Regions from separate parts of the Homo sapiens genome. Here region 2 is linked to region 1. A link is an interaction called in ENCODE POLR2A ChIA-PET data of the cell type or tissue named here. Cell type or tissue: OCI-LY7. All regions are shown on one strand. Each heading gives the region's core, and the rest is flanking DNA. Links, peaks and the distances in the headings are about the cores only. Region 1 has its middle 41 kb from the start of SIRT5. Region 2 overlaps GFOD1 (Gfo/Idh/MocA-like oxidoreductase domain containing 1).

The links. ChIA-PET counts read pairs that join two places held together with the same protein. Peaks named below come from ENCODE experiments on the same cell type or tissue, not always from the same donor. Only the 100,000 strongest peaks of a DNase experiment are listed, where the experiment ranks them.
Region 2: POLR2A ChIA-PET joins it to region 1 with 5 read pairs; 4 of 35 experiments call an interaction of 5 or more read pairs at or near these places.

The regions. Positions count from the first base shown.
Region 1 is chr6:13,530,564-13,535,939 of GRCh38, forward strand. No RefSeq gene overlaps it. Among named protein-coding and RNA genes, the nearest start is that of SIRT5, 41 kb to the right of the region's middle. In OCI-LY7, for the core only: no CTCF peak of the experiment used is centred there; a DNase peak (open chromatin) is centred at 5,008; H3K27ac peaks cover 928 bases.
Region 2 is chr6:13,375,975-13,381,350 of GRCh38, forward strand. All of the region lies in intron 1 of GFOD1 (Gfo/Idh/MocA-like oxidoreductase domain containing 1), which reads right to left. Among named protein-coding and RNA genes, the nearest start is that of TBC1D7-LOC100130357, 50 kb to the left of the region's middle. In OCI-LY7, for the core only: a CTCF peak has its summit at 3,020; DNase peaks (open chromatin) are centred at 1,589, 3,037 and 3,597; H3K27ac peaks cover 833 bases.

The sequences.
Region 1 (5,376 bases), core at 107-5,106:
AGTCAAAGAGTTTCCAATCTTATCAGAGGAGACAATAATAAGCACATAAATAAATAAAACTGCCTCAGATTGTATGTAAGCCTGCTCTTATCTGTTAGGTAAAAGAAACTGGCTTAATTCTAGCTATGGAAACGACTTACAAGGGGTTATGCTTAGTGGTTCAAAAATGTCAACAAGGACTGGAGTTCATTCCACCTCTCTTGTTTTGCTGTATCCTAAGATTAGAAGCAAGGTGGCTGCAGCAGCTCCAGGCATCCATTCAGGTATAACCAGGGCCAGAGGGAGAAGAGGCCTTTCCTTCCTGCGACTCCCCAAGGAGAGAGGGACTGTTCGCGAAAAGATCTCACAGACTTCTTTCATGTCTCCTTAACTAGAATTGGGTCACTTGCGCATCCCAGAACCAAAAACTGGCAGAGGGAATCAAATTAACTTTTGATCAAACAGGATGGAGTCTCTGCCCCAAGGAGGTATGTAGGAAGATGAAATCTGACTAGAATTAGGGTTCCTTTAAGGAGGAAGAAGAGGGAAACAAATTCTGGGTTGGCAGCCAACCGTATTGACAACACTAAGAGGGCATTTAAAAACCCAGTAGGGTAGTGAGACAGAGGGCTCGGGAAAGGCTGCCCTAGATCTTGTCCCCATTGCCACTGCCCGGGGCTATGGCAGGAGCCCCCTGGCTGGTCTTCCAGCTACTAGCCTGCTCTCTCCTGCTCTCTCTCACCCCCTGCACCCATTTTCCACACCCTCCCACTGGATCTGCCTAAAATGCAAATCTCCTCACGTTATTTTCTTGCTTAAAATGCTCCTGTAGCGTTACTTCATGTGGAATAAAAAGGCAAACTTTCTAGCAAGAGATGATAATTTAGTACTTCCCACATGCAGGGCACGATTCTAAGCACTGTCTACTGTGTTATTTAACTTACCTCTCAGAACAGCACTCCCATGGAAATCCTATTCTAGCCCCATTATACGAGAGGCAGTCGTGCACTGGGATGTTCATCTTGTCCGTGTGTGAGTTTCCTATTGCTGCTGTGACACATTACCACAAACCTAGTGATTTATTTATGTATTATTATTATTTGTTTGTTTGTTTGTTTGTTTGTTTGTTTTTGAGACAGAGTCTCACTCTGTAGCCCAGGCTGGAGTGCAGTGGCACGATCCTGGCTTGCTGCAACCTCTGCCTCCCAGGTTCAAGCTATTCTCCTGCCTCAGCCTCTGGAGTAGCTGGGATTACAAGTGTGCACCACCACACCCAGCTAATTTTTGTATTTTTAATAGAGACGGGGTTTTGCCGTGTTGGCCAAGCTGGTCTCGAACTCCTGGCCTCAAGTGTTCTGTCACCTCGGCCTCCCAAAATGCTGGGATTACAGATGTGAGCCACTGCACCCGGCCCAAACCTAGTGCTTTAAAATAACAAATTTGTTATCTTACTGTTCTGGAGTCAGAAGTCCACAGTCAAGTTTCCCCGAGCTAAAATGAAGGTGCCTGCAGGGCTGCATTCCTTCTGGAGGCTCTAGAGGCAAATCCATTTTCTTACCACTCCCACCTTCTAGGGCTGCCTGCATTCTCGCCACAAGGCTACAATCACTCCACCTATGATTCCATCATCCATTTCCTGCTCTCCTTTCTGACCTCCTGCCTCCTTTTTTTAAGGGCCATTGTGATTACATTAGCCTCGCTCAGATAATCCAGGATAATCTTCCCTTCTCAAGATCCTTAACTTAATCACATCTGCAAAACATCTTGTAACATAGTCACAAGATACAGAGATTAGGACGGCAGCATCTTTGGAGAGCCGTTATTCTGTCTTCCACTCCTCAGCTCATATGGCAAGAAAGGAGTGGAACCAAGCTTTGAACTCAGCCTCTGCAGGCTCTGCAGCTCCCAGAAGGAGCCATGGGAGTTGGCTTGCTGCACCCTCTCCCAACCTGGTTGTTTTGTCTTCCACCTGGAAAGCCTTTCTTGCATATCCCAGCTCCTCCCAGGGCTGATTCCCACTTGCCCTTAGGACTCAGCTCAAAGTGATCTCTTTTAGGAAGCCTGCCATGGTTATCCCTTTACCCTTCAGCTGGACTGTCTGTCTCTCCTCCAGGCTCCCAGGTCACCAGAGCTTCCTAACTTATAACTTATATTATATATCACTTATACCTAACTTCAAATGGGAATGGGCTTCCCACAGAGTGCCTAGAACTCAGGAAATACTGGTTAGTTGGTGGGTTGGTGGGTGGGTTGGTTGGTTGATTGGTTGGTTGGTTAGTTGGTTGGTTGGTTGAATGAATGAATGATTGAGCTGAGGGTAAGACATTTGAAAGGGGAGACATGATAACAGCTAATAGACATTAGGGAAGGATTTTTTGGCAATTGTCTTTTGAAAACTGTTCTAGGGTGGAGGTACATTTCAGGGTATAGAATGACTTGTACTTTCAGGAACCAAAAGGGATCCAGGTGGGGCCCCCAGTAAGGAACCAGTAAGTTGACATCTCAGGCTGCTCAGGCTGAGTTTTTCAACTCAATTACCAGGTGAGAAAGAAAGCAAGTTTAAGGGCAGGAGCTAGGTTTCAGAATAAAGAGTGAGTACCTGGTGGTGGTGTGTCTCTTGGGACAGGTGAGTGATAGACCAGGCACGATTTCAGAACCTAGAAAGACAAGCCGTTAGCCACTCCCCACCTTGGGAACTTTCAATTCATTAGAGCTTAGAGCTTGAAGCCTACATTACATACACACACATGCACGCATACACTCACGCATGCACACACATTGAAGCAAAAAGAAATTAAGTTCACTGCCACAATCATAGAAGTAGTCAGTGGCAGAACCAGGCTGTGAACCCAAACTGGCTGAGTTCAGCTCTGTATGCTTACCATTGCCTGTCACTGCCTGTCAAGCTGCCTGTCAAATACCAGTTGTATTCTGACCACACTGCCTGTCAAATACCAGTTGTGTTTTATTTTTTTATTTCAGATTCAGGAGGTACATGTGCTTGTTCATTACATGGGTATTACATGCATAATGGTGGGAGTTGGGTTTCTAGTGTCTTCATCACCCACATATTGGACATTTTACCCAGTAGGTAATTTTTCAACCCAGCCTCCCATCCCGTTGGAGTCCCCAGAGTCTATTTTCTCCATCTTTATGTTCATGTGTACCACCAATTACGTTTTATTTTTAAAATAAAGCAATTATCTGGGGATTTTGGAGCCTGACCTAGTTGACATAAAGCCCACAGAAAGAAATAAAGTCAAGGAGAAGACAGAGGAAGAAGGAGTGAGTACTCTCTGCAAAGAACATGTCTCAAAACCAGAAATCAGAAGGCCCAGGGTATCAGGCCGGTCCTTCATGCTCTAAGTGGATTTCCCTCTTAAACTCCGCAATGACCATTCAGTGAGTGTTAGAGTTTTGACCGGATGGAAAGGATTCTTATATGTAAAAAAAAATTGGCCAGGAACAGTGGCTCACGCCTGTAATCCCAGCATTTTGGGAGGCCGAGGTGGGCGGATCACTTGAGGTCAGGAGTTGAGACCAGCCTGGCCAACCCAGTCTCTACTAAAAATACAAAAACAGCCGGGAATGGTTGCAGGTGCCTGTAATCCCAGCTACTTGGGAGGCTGAGGCAGGAGAATTGCTTGAACCTAGGAGGCAGAGGTTACAGTGAGCCGAAATCATGCCATTGCACTCCAGCCTGGGCGACAAGAGCAAGACTCTGTCTTAAAAAAAAATTACGTTATAATTCTATCTCATTAGGTCCTGCAAACGAGAGGCAGGATGAGTTCTCACCCAAAAGAGCACATTTATGTCAACTCTGGAGTTCACCAATGCATTGAATAAATCGAAGCTCCCTAAAAGGCTCACCTAATATTCTGAATTATGTTTTTATCAAAATAAATATAAAACACTCCTGCGCTAGGAAAGCTAAAGTGCCGACATATATTGATACAAACCAGGGCTCTCTCAAGCAAACCGAGTACACTTCTGTTGGATCATAGAGGGACTAGGGCTTTAATTCTTATTTTCCCCAAAGAGGTATTTATATGCACCACAGGTGGAGAGTGGCAAAGGTGCAGGGGCCAGGAGAGGCCTTGGAGGAGCAGGGAGCAGCCCGACGTGGCTGGCATGGTTGGGGCTGGGCAGGAGAAGAGGCTGATGATCCAACAAGGCTGTGCATGCCCAGATAAGGAGCTTGGACATCTCTCACAGGAAATCCGGAGCCCTTGAAGGTCAGGGCAATGCAAGGACCCTTGGCCCTTCCAGCTGCCAACAGTAGATGCAAAGCAAAGTCATGGAATGATGAGAAAGTGCAGAGTAAGTGAGCTCAGTCTCCACTGCTCAGTCACTGCTCAGCTCTGAGAGGCAGGGTTTGTCACCTCACTTCTGGAGTCTCAGGTACCTGGTGAAGTGCCATAAAGGCAGGGATGTCAATCAACTATTTAGCTGCCAGTGAAAAATAAGACATTCTCAAACATGAAACATATAGTAATATGTAAAGGTACATCATGTATGTGATACACACTAACCTTGCAGACTTACTTAAAACAATCATGAATCATGTTCTGTATTCTCCATTCCTTCATCTGATAATAGTAATTCTTGGTAATGAGAAAAATACCCAGGCAGGTAATCAATTCAATGGCTGTCAGTTGTGTTTTCAATTTTCACTAGACTCTGCCCAGCCTATTTAAGGCACTTCAAAAATTAAATCTTTTCCTGAAAAGGTGAATTTTCAGTAAAGAACCAAATAAACTTTCAAATTGTATTATCTGAACATTATTGTTACGGCAGCTGGAATTCTTGATAAAAATTCCAGGAAACCTAGTTGTGAGGAGAAATGAATACTGCACATTGGGAGATAACCTGGATCACTGTGAATCACTCTGGACTTTAAAAAAAAAAAATCCTGATGATCCATCACATTCCAGGCCATTTATATGCAAGCCAGTTGGCTCAGCATCTCTGGGGGAGGACCTGGGCATCAGTACTTATTTCCTAAAACTCCCAGGTGTCTTCAGTGAGCAGGTGGCAACCAAGCTGAATATAGAATCACCTGGAGATTTTTTTACACTACTGACATCTGCCTGCACACCCCCAGCCCACCCCCTGCCCCCGCCGCCCCTGCACACACCACACCAGAGATTCTGATCCAGTTGATCTGAACAGGGACCTGGCTTTTCTTTTTTTTCTTTTTTCTTTTTTTTTTTTTTTTTTTAAGACAGAGTCTCACTCTGTCACCCCAGCTGGAGTGCGGTGGCCCAATCACAGCTCACTGCAGCCTTGACTTCCCTGGATTCAGGCGATCCTCCCACCTCAGTCTCCTGAGGAGCTGGGACCACAGGCGTGCACCACCACATCCGGCTAATTTTTGTATTTTTTGTAGAGATGGAG
Region 2 (5,376 bases), core at 194-5,193, 150 kb before region 1:
TCACTAGCCAGCTCCTTCCAGCAGGGGCATTCCCCAGGAAAGAAAAGAAAAGCTTGCTACTTCCAGCCCAAGGGAGACTGAGGGTAGAGGTCTAGAAACAACAGGTAGGTATGTAGAACCAAGAGACCTTCCAAGCTAGTGGCCAGCTTCCCATGCAGGGAGGCCTGGGGCAGTCCTCCCCTTCATGTCAGTGGCACATACAGACCAGAGTCTAAGGAGGCAGGGAGGTGGGACGGGGGCAAGAGGTCCCATGGGAGAACAGAGGTTTGGAGTTGGATACAGTGGTGACAGTGGTCAGGGACTTGCGGACAGAGGAAAATGGCCAGGACTGTGAACTCCAGCAGTTGAGTCCTGCTATATTGGTCCAAAATAGCCAAATGACAACTACTGTACCTCGGTGGTCGCTATTCTAGAGAGTGGCCTAGAACAGCCATTCTTGAGCCTACACCACCACTCCACGCTTGGACAAGCCAGGATTCACAGTGCACCCCCTGGATCCAAGGGACAGAGCCAGAGTCTCATAAGCCACACTACCCCCATAGAAAGAGCCAATTTCTGGAGTGGAAGAGGAAAAAGCAGAATGCCAAACATTGGGTCACCAGAGTCATGTAAAAGAGGCTGAGATACAAGAAAACACAAATGATTGGGTTGGGTGAGATTGCTGGGTTGAACTACAATTCCATTTCCTACCCACCCACCTAAGAGGATGGAGGCCTAGAATGGCGGTCAGCCTGGCTGTTGAGAAATAAAGGAATCTATGCTTTCTCTTCCCAAGCATGGCGTGAAACCTCATCACACATCCAAAAGGCTGGGAACCTCCTATCATCTCCCAAAGCCCTCACTTAGTCCCCAACAAAACCTCAGAATCTCCTTGTTGATTGCAAGTCAATACTTCAAGAGAAACACTATCCTCACTGTGTGTACAGTGGGAAGGCAAGATACTTTAAACTAGGCAACATCTCAGAATAAATGTAGGAAATTCTCTATTCAAGGTGGGTTGTGCTTTAGTGAAGGGATCACAAGTGTATTTACCCAGCAGATATGTTTTTTTTTTTTTTTTAAAAGCCAATATATTTCACACAGTCCTAAGTTTTGGTCTCAAAAAATGCAAAAATCCAGAAACATTGGGTTTCTTCTGCAGAGCCTCCTGCATGACAACACTCAGTTGTAGCTATCTAGTGGCTTCCACAGTTAGATGGCATGTACATCTCCAGTATACCACAGTCCTCACCAGTCTCTAGTGCATTGCTGTCCTGTATTAGTTTTGTATTGCTGCTATAACAAACCAGCACAAACTGAGCAGCTTAAAACAACACCCATTTACTGCTTTTCAGTTCTCTAGAACAGAAGTTCAGGTGGGCTCAGCTGGATCCCTGATTAGGGTTTCACACAATCATTCTGGAGAAGAATCTGCTTCCAAGCTCATTCAGGCTGTTGGTTGAACTTGGTTCCTTGTGGCTATAGGACTGAGGTCCCCATCTCCTTGCTGGCTGTCAGCTTCTACAGAGCCCACTTTCCTGCTGTGTGCCCTGCCATCTTCAAGCCAGCAACAGCATGTGGAAGTTGGATGCTTCTCATGCTTGGAAGCCCTTGGACTTCCTCTTTTGCCACCAGTGAGAGAGAATTTGCCACCTTTCCAGAGCTCCTGTGATTAGATTAGGCCCACCCAGATGATCCCCTTTTTGCCGTAGAACTAATCACAGAAGTAACACCAAGTGGCAAAGGTCCTCTTAGAATTCTACCTCCCACAGTTTCTCCAGCCCCGTCCACTCATTGTGTCACCTGCCTGCAAGCTCTAGAAACCCCCACAGAGGAAGAGTCTTAAGTATTCTCAGACATATGTCTACATTCCTTCCAAAACTCTCTTTGTTTCTGAGTTCCTTCAGTAGTTTTTACTCCATCAAAAAGAAAGACTCAGTGAGGTGCTCTAGGGTTTTTAAGATCTATTTTCAGTCCCTTGTTATCAATGAGATTGTGTCCCCACCTCTGGGCTCCCTGTAGGCAGTAGCAACAGAAACAGGTGCAGAGCAGGGCCAGAGCCTCAGTCTTGGGGCAGAAAAGGGCACAAGGAAGAGAAGAGGAGCTAAAATTGTATGTATCCACTTGGCATCAGGGGCTTCCCTTTGGCTCACTTAAGCACCACTCCAGCACCATCACCCCCATTTGTAGAAAATGGGGAACTAAGGCTTAGAGATTATGATTGCCCAAGGTCAGAGATATGTGCAGATCCAGGGTGCAAATTCAGTTCTGTGGTCCCAAAGCCCCGTGTTTTCCATTTTTCACATGAGTGGAATGGGGGATAGGATGAAACGACTGAGCCTCAGAACTACCAGATGGGTTAATAAAGGAAGTGCCAACCCCTCAGGCTCCGCCCCCAGCAGACCCCAGCATTGTATTGAGAAGATTTGGGAAATCAATGAAAGGAGGGCAGAGTCTAGAGCTTGAAGATGAAAGAACTGGAAAGCAAGAAGGGCTGGAGGCTTGACATGGGAGAACACAGTGGCTCTTCTCTTTGAAGACGAATAGCTGGTTGCTCCATATCCATGGCAGTGAACCTGCTGGGACAACTGAAAGATTATTATCGAGAAAGAGAGAGGATGGGGAAACCAGCCATTATAGTGCTGGGGTTCCTACAGGATTCCCACAGCTGAATAAAGGAAGTCCTCCCAGGGCCCCAGCCTTCCGCAAGTGGGCACCTCTCATCTCAGCCAAAGGAACCAGGCAGTGATGGGCATGCCACATACTCCACTTCCATGAACCTAGGTGCCAGCAGGAAAGCCACTGCGGGATCACATTAACCCCACCTCCTGCAGCCTAGGAACGCATGTCCTTGGAGGGATAAAAACACCTAGAGTGGCCAAAGCCTGCCCAAGAAAGGAAAGCAGCCCAGTGCTCCATGCTTCCTCCCCAAGAAACAAGAGATCCTCCTGCTTCAGCCAGAAGCAGAGGGAAACAATCAGCTTATGAGAACCCCATCTGCTGCTGGTGTGGCCTAACAGAGGCAATAAACCCCTCCTGCAGCCAGGAGGCAAACCAGCTCCAGGGCTCCACCCACAGCAGGTGGTAAACATGATTAACGTGCTACTGCCCAGAGCACTTTCACCTGCACCAGCTCCAATGGTAGACGCAGTCTGTGCCAAGGCCCAGGGAGTGGTGGGAAGATGGTAATCGTAAAAACTGACAAGTAACCTACAGTGCAATAATTGAGTGTTTGTGTGTTTGGGGGAGGAAAGGTAGTAGAGATGTGTGATTTTGGGGAGCTGCCCAGCCCCTGAATCTCCTTGCTGTGATTGGGAAATTTCCCACCTGAGAGTCTTGGTGGGTGGTACAGCCTCCCCCCATAGAAGGCACGCCAGCTGTTTGCTTTCCCAGAAGCCTTTGCAGCAAAGCCATGGGCACACAGCCAGGCTTGGCCAACCAGGGACACCACTCTGGCCTGGTACATGAGAATGGAGGAAGGTGGAGATCTGTGCTGGCAGTGGGGGTAGCAGCATCTAGTTTCTAGGGCTGTGATGCCCGTGATGCAATGACGGCTTCTATCACCCAGCACCAGCACCACTGCAAGCAACCGACTCTGTCTACACCTGATGGGTTCTCTGGTGTGATCTGGACTGTGGTTGCAGCTGCCAAGCCTTTCTTTGTTCCTTGTGTTTCTCAAGCTGACTTCCCCAGCCTCTCATACATTTCCGTGAGGAACTAAGGTCCTTTCAAATAATTCCCTTCTGCTAAAATCAGCCAGGTAGTTTCTGTTGTTGGCAATTTAAATGCCTCTTGAGTACAACAGGTTTCCAAGCTTTCTGGACCCCTTTCTGAAAAGATTGATTTGGACATGGAGGAAGCTCTGAGTGCCTATTAGTAAAGCAGCCCAAGATCTAGTGTGATTTGTCAGACAGGGAAGTGAAATGAGGGTCAGGGGACGTGGATTGAAATTCTCACCTGGCATTTGCAAGCCATGTGGCCCAAAGAAGCTTAGTTCACTTACCTGTAAAACTGGAATAATAACACCTTCTTCAACAGGCTGCTTTGAGGATGAAAGGACAGATGGGCACTGTCCTGACCCATGAAAAGTGCTCATAAATGTCTGCTCAAGTCAATAACAGACCCAAATAAAAACTACACAGGTCAGCTCTTAGAGCTGCAAGAATTCAAAACAAGTTGGTGGCAGGGAGGTAAGTGCGTGGCAGCACAGGGGATGGGAAAGATACAGACTCAAAAGCTACGTGGGTTCTAGATCTGGCTTTGCCACTCATTCCATTCCGTCTGTGAAACAGAGCTGATATCTGGTCCTGCCAGCTTTGTTAAGACTGCTGACAGTATGAAATGAATAGTATATGGGAAAGTTTGTGGAAGGAATAGGCCTACTGCAAGAAGAAAGTTATTACTGAGATGTAGTTACAAATAAAACCAAAGAATACACTTACTGTAGGGCTCTCTTCCAGGGATCCCTGGGCAGATGCTCTTATGAATGAAAACAAAATGCAAAACTGCAGCCCCCAGATCTGCCCACGTGAATATCATGATGGGGTGCTGGCGGGAGCAGCTTAGCGAATGTCAAGTTCAATTTATGACATACACACACCCCTGGCGGAGACTTGTGTTGGCATTGCTGGCTGGCTGGGGTGGCCACAGGGAGTCAAGGCTGGAAAAATGGAGGGTAGAGGTTGCCTGAGCACTTAGCTACACACATTATTAACTGCTCCCAGGAAATAAGGAAGGCTTAGCTAGCTATGCAAGGCTGTAGATTAAAACTCCTCTTTCCAAATCACAAAACCTCACTTTTGGTTGCAAGCTGATATTTTCATAGGTCTATGCTACCATCCTCACTAGGCTGAGGATCGCTGGGAAATTCGTCTTATCAACAGAGCTCAGAAACCTCAGAAATGGGCAAGGTGAGACACAGAAGTGGGGAGTGTAAGGGAATGTTTACAAAGCATCTGACCCCAGATTGCCCAGGCTTCCTCCTGCAGCCCAGAAGCCAGCAGATTTCTTCCCTCCTACAACCTCTTATCTCCAAGGGACAGTGCTTAATGTTTCACCTAGGGACCCAATGACAACCACTGAGCTGAATGAGATGGGGGTTTCAGCAAGCCCAGCTATCCAAGGCTGAAAGGCTGAAATACTGCTCACTCCTGGGGGTGGAGAGCAGTCATGCTGCCCCTGGTGCTGGCTGGGCTGAGTCCTGGTGCTTTGTTTTCTTTTGCAACAATATGCAAAAATAATGCAGACTGTTTTTGAAGACAGAAACCCAGTTGGCAAGAACTCCCAGAAAACTGGGTGCACCTGAATCTGTGTTGGCCCCAGCAACACTCATTCAAAATCTGAAAAGCTGGAAGCCCACAGCCTGCTTGGTGATGTCAGGTGGCAGCAGCCCCATTT